Linked DNA regions of Homo sapiens: region 1 is linked to region 2. A link is an interaction called in ENCODE POLR2A ChIA-PET data of the cell type or tissue named here. Cell type or tissue: MCF 10A. All regions are shown on one strand. Links, peaks and the distances in the headings refer to the core of each region. The heading gives the core; the rest is flanking DNA.

The links. Peaks named below come from ENCODE experiments on the same cell type or tissue, not always from the same donor. Only the 100,000 strongest peaks of a DNase experiment are listed, where the experiment ranks them.
Region 1: POLR2A ChIA-PET joins it to region 2 with 5 read pairs; 3 of 35 experiments call an interaction of 5 or more read pairs at or near these places.

What each region holds. Positions count from the first base shown.
Region 1 is chr18:36,603,602-36,606,523 of GRCh38, forward strand. The region is part of intron 8 of FHOD3 (formin homology 2 domain containing 3); the gene reads left to right. Among named protein-coding and RNA genes, the nearest start is that of TPGS2, 220 kb to the right of the region's middle. In MCF 10A, for the core only: no CTCF peak of the experiment used is centred there; no DNase peak of the experiment used is centred there.
Region 2 is chr18:36,314,417-36,317,338 of GRCh38, forward strand. All of the region lies in intron 1 of FHOD3 (formin homology 2 domain containing 3), which reads left to right. Among named protein-coding and RNA genes, the nearest start is that of FHOD3, 18 kb to the left of the region's middle. In MCF 10A, for the core only: no CTCF peak of the experiment used is centred there; DNase peaks (open chromatin) are centred at 535 and 1,575.

The sequences.
Region 1 (2,922 bases), core at 273-2,772, 290 kb after region 2:
CAAGAGATCCTCCTGCCTTAGCCCCTCTAGTAGCTGGGATTACAGGCACGTGCCACCATGCCTGGCTAATTTTTGTATTTTTAGTAGAGTCGGGGTTTAGCCATATTGGCCAGGCTGGTCTTGAACTCTTGCCCGCATGTGGTCCACCCGTTTTGGCCTCCCAAAGTGCTGGGATTACAGGCGTGAGCCACTGTGCCTGGCCAAAATTATTTTTTAAAATCATTTTTCCTTGAGGGAATATAAATTATGAAGTTTTACTCTAAGAAAATTGTTCACATGTCAGGAAGACACGAGGTGCACGTGTTCCACTGCATATTGAAGTTGGACTCTTGGGCTGAGATAAGGAATCCTGGGGGTAGGTCCCACTTGTCTCACGTGATGGTGACCACACCTCTTGCTGTCATTCCTCCTGTTGCGTCCCTCCCTGATCACCACCTTGTAGGGCAGTCTTGGTCCTTGGTGCTCTTCCTCAGAGGTGCTGCTCTGAAACAAGGGGGCCCATGCTGACCCAGAACAGGCCCAGTCTCAGGTCTGGAGTTTCTCCATTTGGATCGACATGCCTTAGAGCACAGGCACCTCGCCAGCCACCCCATGGGCCTTCCTTGTACTCTCCTTACACGCTCATGCTGGGTGTGAGCCTGCAGGACCATCTGCAGTGATGGTTAGGGCTTCAGAAAGATCCAGAGTCCATTCCTGAAATACAGCTGGAGAAACATTTTCCCTGATGAAGTGGGGATAAGTTTGTAGAAAGCAGTATAATTATGAAGAGCACCTTCTCCTACTAGAGAGTAAAATGTGCAGACTCTGAGGATTACAACAATGTAGTGTGGCCCCTTCCTCAGCAGACAGATGATTGGTGCAGAGGAGCTCTGAAACAGACCTCAGTGTATAGAACAACTCACTGTACAGTTAGTTAACATTGGTGGGGACGGGTTAGGTACTGATTGGAGAGGTGTTGTTAAATGGAAGTAAACAAAAACATACTTTAACCATACACCACAGTAAGCCCCAAGGAGCTTAAAGCATTTAATGGAACATAGCAAACTGTAGGAAGAAAAAAAAGAGAGAGAGAGATGAAGACTAATTAGTCTGTGGTTGGTAACGTTTATTTTAAAAATAAAACCAGTGAAACAGGTTCCAGAGGAAGAGATTTAACTATTTTACTGCATAAAATTTTAAAAGATCTTATTTACAAAATGAAAATCACAAATTATAACTAAATGCAAATGACAAACTAGGAAATTGTTTACAAAAAGAAAGGTAGAAAATGATGTTATCCTAAATATATTATGAATTCAGTAGAAAAATGAAAGACATTAAACCAACTAAGAACAAAAGAAATACATATGAAAACAACAAGACATGTTTCCCAGGTCACATTGGCAATGATTGCCTTTTAATGAAGTATCATTTCTTGATGAACACCCAGGAAACTCCTATAACCCTGGTGGGAAATGGGCACAACTTTTCTGAAACATAATCCTAAGAATTCTGCTTTTATTTTCAAATCTTTTTGTGAGCTCATTTTACCATTTGATTTGAAGCAATTTTCTGTTGGTTTCTAAGGATTAAAGTCATCTATTTCCTGTCCTTTTTAGTCACTGCCATTGTTTTGGAAAACACCGAATTCAGCAAAAATGGAATTTTCACACTGCCACAGTGTTCCCCATTGTAACATTACCTATTTTATTGATAAGGCCATTCCCAGCTATTCTTATGATCATAGCAGTACCCACACAATGTGGTACTTTGTTGCTAATCACTGGCAGAGACCCAGTGCCTGTCACCCTCTGTTTGGCATTCTGTGGCATTTGATGTCCAGGAATCCCTCACTTACTCTTTCTCTTCTGGCAGTTCTTTCTCATCCTTTGTTAGTTCTGGCCAAGGAGACATCCAGAAAGATCCTTGAGGTCATTCATTCAAATGTAATCCTTTCCTTAACTCATTTATGCCTAGTGTTCCGTTATTGGAACGCTAAGCTTGTGTGAGTTATTTATATCCTGCTTCTCAAGGTCATCACCAAGGTATAATTTTTCACACACAAAAAAAAAAATTTGCAACCTCCGGCATAAATGCGTTAAACAAGTCATGCCGGGTTTGTTTTGTTTTGTTGTATTGTAGTAATGCATGTTGCCCAATGAGTAAACTCCTCTGAGATACCAAACAAAATAACAAATTAAAATGTTAATCTGGGTCTGGAAAACATTCAGACTGTGAAATCTGGGAAATTATATTGCAAGTTGGGTGGTTTCTAAGTATTGATATCAACAAAATAAAGGCCCCTAATAACATGGAATTTTTAAAAATGGACATTTCCATGACAAACAAAACAATGACACTAAGTCCTATCCTGGTAACTGTTCTAAAACTGATTGCCTTGTAAAATAGGAGAAAGCACACTGGGGTGGGAGGTACAATGAGTAACAAGAGGGGTTACCGTGAGGCTGGCTTAGGGTGTTCAGGGAAAGCAGGACCCCAGGAAGCCATGGGGAGAGGAGTTGTTCAGTGGGGCTAGGGGATAACTAACCTGGATGGTACATGCTGAGTAGTTGCCTTTGTTTTTACATTTACTTTTATTGTTTTAAAATTATTGTCTTAGTCCATTTTGTGTTGCTGTAACTGAATACCACAGACTGGGTAATTTATAAAGAAATCGATTTCTCACAGTTTTGGAGGCTGGGAGGTTCAATATCAAAGTATCAAGGTACTGGCATCTTGTGAGGACCTTTTTGCCATGCCATCCATGGTAGAGGGCAAGGGGGTTGTAGGGGAAGAGAGGAGAAGGGGGTGAAACTTACGCTCTGTTGGGAACCTATTCCTTCAGTAAGTAACCCACTCCTGAGATAATGGCATTCATCCGATTTACCTCCTTTCAACACTGTTGCTTTGGGGATTATGTTTCTAACGCATGAACTTTGGGGG
Region 2 (2,922 bases), core at 249-2,748:
GAGTGTGAAAGGTGCACTTTGATCATTGCACACAGAGGTGATGTGAGCAGTAATGGAGGAATGCAGCCGAGTACATGTGGCTTTCTCTGTCACATCAGAGAATAGAGCTTTAGAGGAGGAGGTGGTAGGAACAATGGGAGGGGAACAGATATTTAAGAAGTTCAGGGGCTAGAGTATTAGATGTTTGGTTTTTGAATGAGTTTTATCTTCTCTTTGCTGAGGGCAAGTAAGGGTCCTAAAGTTGCCAAGGCCTCCAGATGGCCCTCCAAGGAGCCCCCTCATCAGGGCATCTTATACTTTCAATGCGTGCAGCCTGGGGACCTGCCTCAAATGAAAAACCAGAGTCTATCTTTCAGCTCTGTTTCTATTCTGCCTCCTTGTCTAGGGATCCTGACTTTCCTTAGAATATTAGAGTACATTAGGTCAAGGCCTAAGTGGGGGAGATCTATGTGGTTCTCCAAGTGCCTTTAAAAATCGAGGATGTTAGCACTTGCATTCCTGAGGAACACACAAGGAAGTTAAATGTGCAATCATGCTTGACGTCCGAGGAAGTCTTTCACTGACTCACAGAGCAGAACTCTGTGAGTTCTGATTCTAAGTCAAGTTCTCTGCAGAGCACTTGGAAATCAGAAAAGAATAAAGCATGGGCCTCGTCTCCAGGAACTGATAGGCCATGATGGTGTCAGGCTGGCCTGGTCTCAGCCTACTCTCCTAATAGGCATCACTTTATTTCTATGAAAAATGCACTCAGAGTTCCACATAGTCGATTCATATTGAACTTTTGAAAGATACCTGTGCATAATGTGGGGACTGTGCTTTTGCAGGAAATTGTGACTGGCTTATGTTTAGTGAGTTTCATTAGAAACTAGTTTACATGGAGATGTTTAGGGCATTGACCTCAGTCTCTCTTCATTTCCAGGCCTTTCCTGGCCTCAGCCTGCCTCCTTGGCCACCCAAGAGCTCTGGATCCCAGATTTGCTCCCTGTGACCAAAGTCTTTCCCCTCTGATATGACACCCTCACCCCGAGACTCTTGATTCTCTTATTCCACCCAGTGTACAGAAGTTTTTATCAGGTTCCCTTTTGGATGAAACTGGGGGGCTCCTGCAGAGGGCATGTGGGGGTTAAGGGGTCCTGGGGGGCTCTGGAACATCTTGAGATTTTGAATATTGCTTGTAACATTAGAGTTTGTGAACAGTGCTTTGGTGAAAGGCCTGGCCTCACAGCAGCAATGAGGGAGCACTTAGATCAAAGCCCAGAACCTGTGTGCTCACATGCCCACCATGTGAATTCCTCTGGCAGCCTGCCTTGCACCAGGCTGGGGGAGAGGACCCCAGATCTGCGATGTCCTAGTGAACCCCAGCAGTGCCGAGTACTCAAGCAGACACCCCATTATGTCTGCTCACAGACCCGACTTTTGAAAATGTAATTTTGGTTACCTGATTGGTGTCTGTGACTCCTGCTTGGTGCGCCCTCATGAGTGCTGTGATTTGCTAGGCCCTGAAGTGGCAGCTCTCTGCCCGCTGCTGCCACTGCACGCACCGTTCTGTGGCTGAGACAGCCATGAGTAAGAGCAGAGCTAATCCTCGGGGAGTGGGAGGGGAGAAGGAGGGGTGGCCCCGGGCCTGAGATTTCTTTGTGTCTCAGGTCTCTGGTATCTTTAAGCCTCTTTTCTTCCCCCACTTTCTCGGAGAGCCATTGCTCTCATTAAAAAAAAAAAAAAGTTCCTTGACCCACCTGGTCCCTAAAGCAGAACGTACCAGCTCCATTAAATTAACATATGTAGTTCTGCAAAGTCTAAACAGTTTAAATTTCATTATTCTAGGCAGTATTTGTCAGGTTGCCAAAGCAGGGGAAATCTGTGAGGGGACAAGGAGAAGTTTAGCCCCATGCATGCCCAGGATGGTACTTTGCTTCTGCCTCCTGGGGTGTGTAGGGGAGAAAACTGGAGCTCCTCTAGAGGGTCTACCACATTTCACCAGCATTTGTTCACCAGCAAAAAGGGCATTGCCCAAATTCTACTGCATGAGTCACTGGGGTTTAAAATCCTTCAGATGGATAGCGAGGTCACCTCTTGTCCTTTTGAGCTGTCTATATATATTCCAAAATATATCTTGGTCATTTTGATTGGTCATTATTGATTGAAGGGCCTTTGGTGTTATTAATGTTTTAGTAGTTTCCGATCAGTTTATTTAGGGCTCAGAGTAATCTGTAACTTGAGGATGGACCCGATAAGGCAAACTGTAAGAGCCCACCCCAGCGCCTGCTGTTCTGCAGCTCTGTTCCTTTTAGGGGTGGGCTTCATTTTTTTTTTCTTTATATTATACTTTAAGTTCTGGGGTACATGTGCACAATGTGCAGGTTTGTTACATAGGTATACATGTGCCATGTTGGTTTGCTGCACCCATCAACTCATCATTTACATTAGGTATTTCTCCTAATGCTATCCCTCCCACAGCCCCCCCACCCCCTGACAGGCCCCAGTGTGTGATGTTCCCCTCCCTGTGTCCATGTGTACTCATTGTTCAGCTCCCACTTATGAGTGAGAACATGCAGTGTTTGGTTTTCTGTCCTTGTGATAGTTTGCTGAGAATGATGGTTTCCAGCTTCATCCATGTCCCTGCAAAGGACATGAACTCATCCTTTTTTATGGCTGCATAGTATTCCATTGTGTATATGTGCCACATTTTCTTTATCTAGTCTATTATTGATGGACATTTGGGTTGGTTCCAAGTCTTTGCTATTGTGAATAGTGCCACAATAAACATACATGTGCATGTGTCTTTATAGTAGCATGATTTATAATCCTTTGGGTATATACCCAGTAATGGGATCACTGGGTCAAATGGTATTTCTGGTTCTAGATCCTTGAGGAATTGCCACACTGTCTTCCACAATGGTTGAACTAATTTACACTCCCACC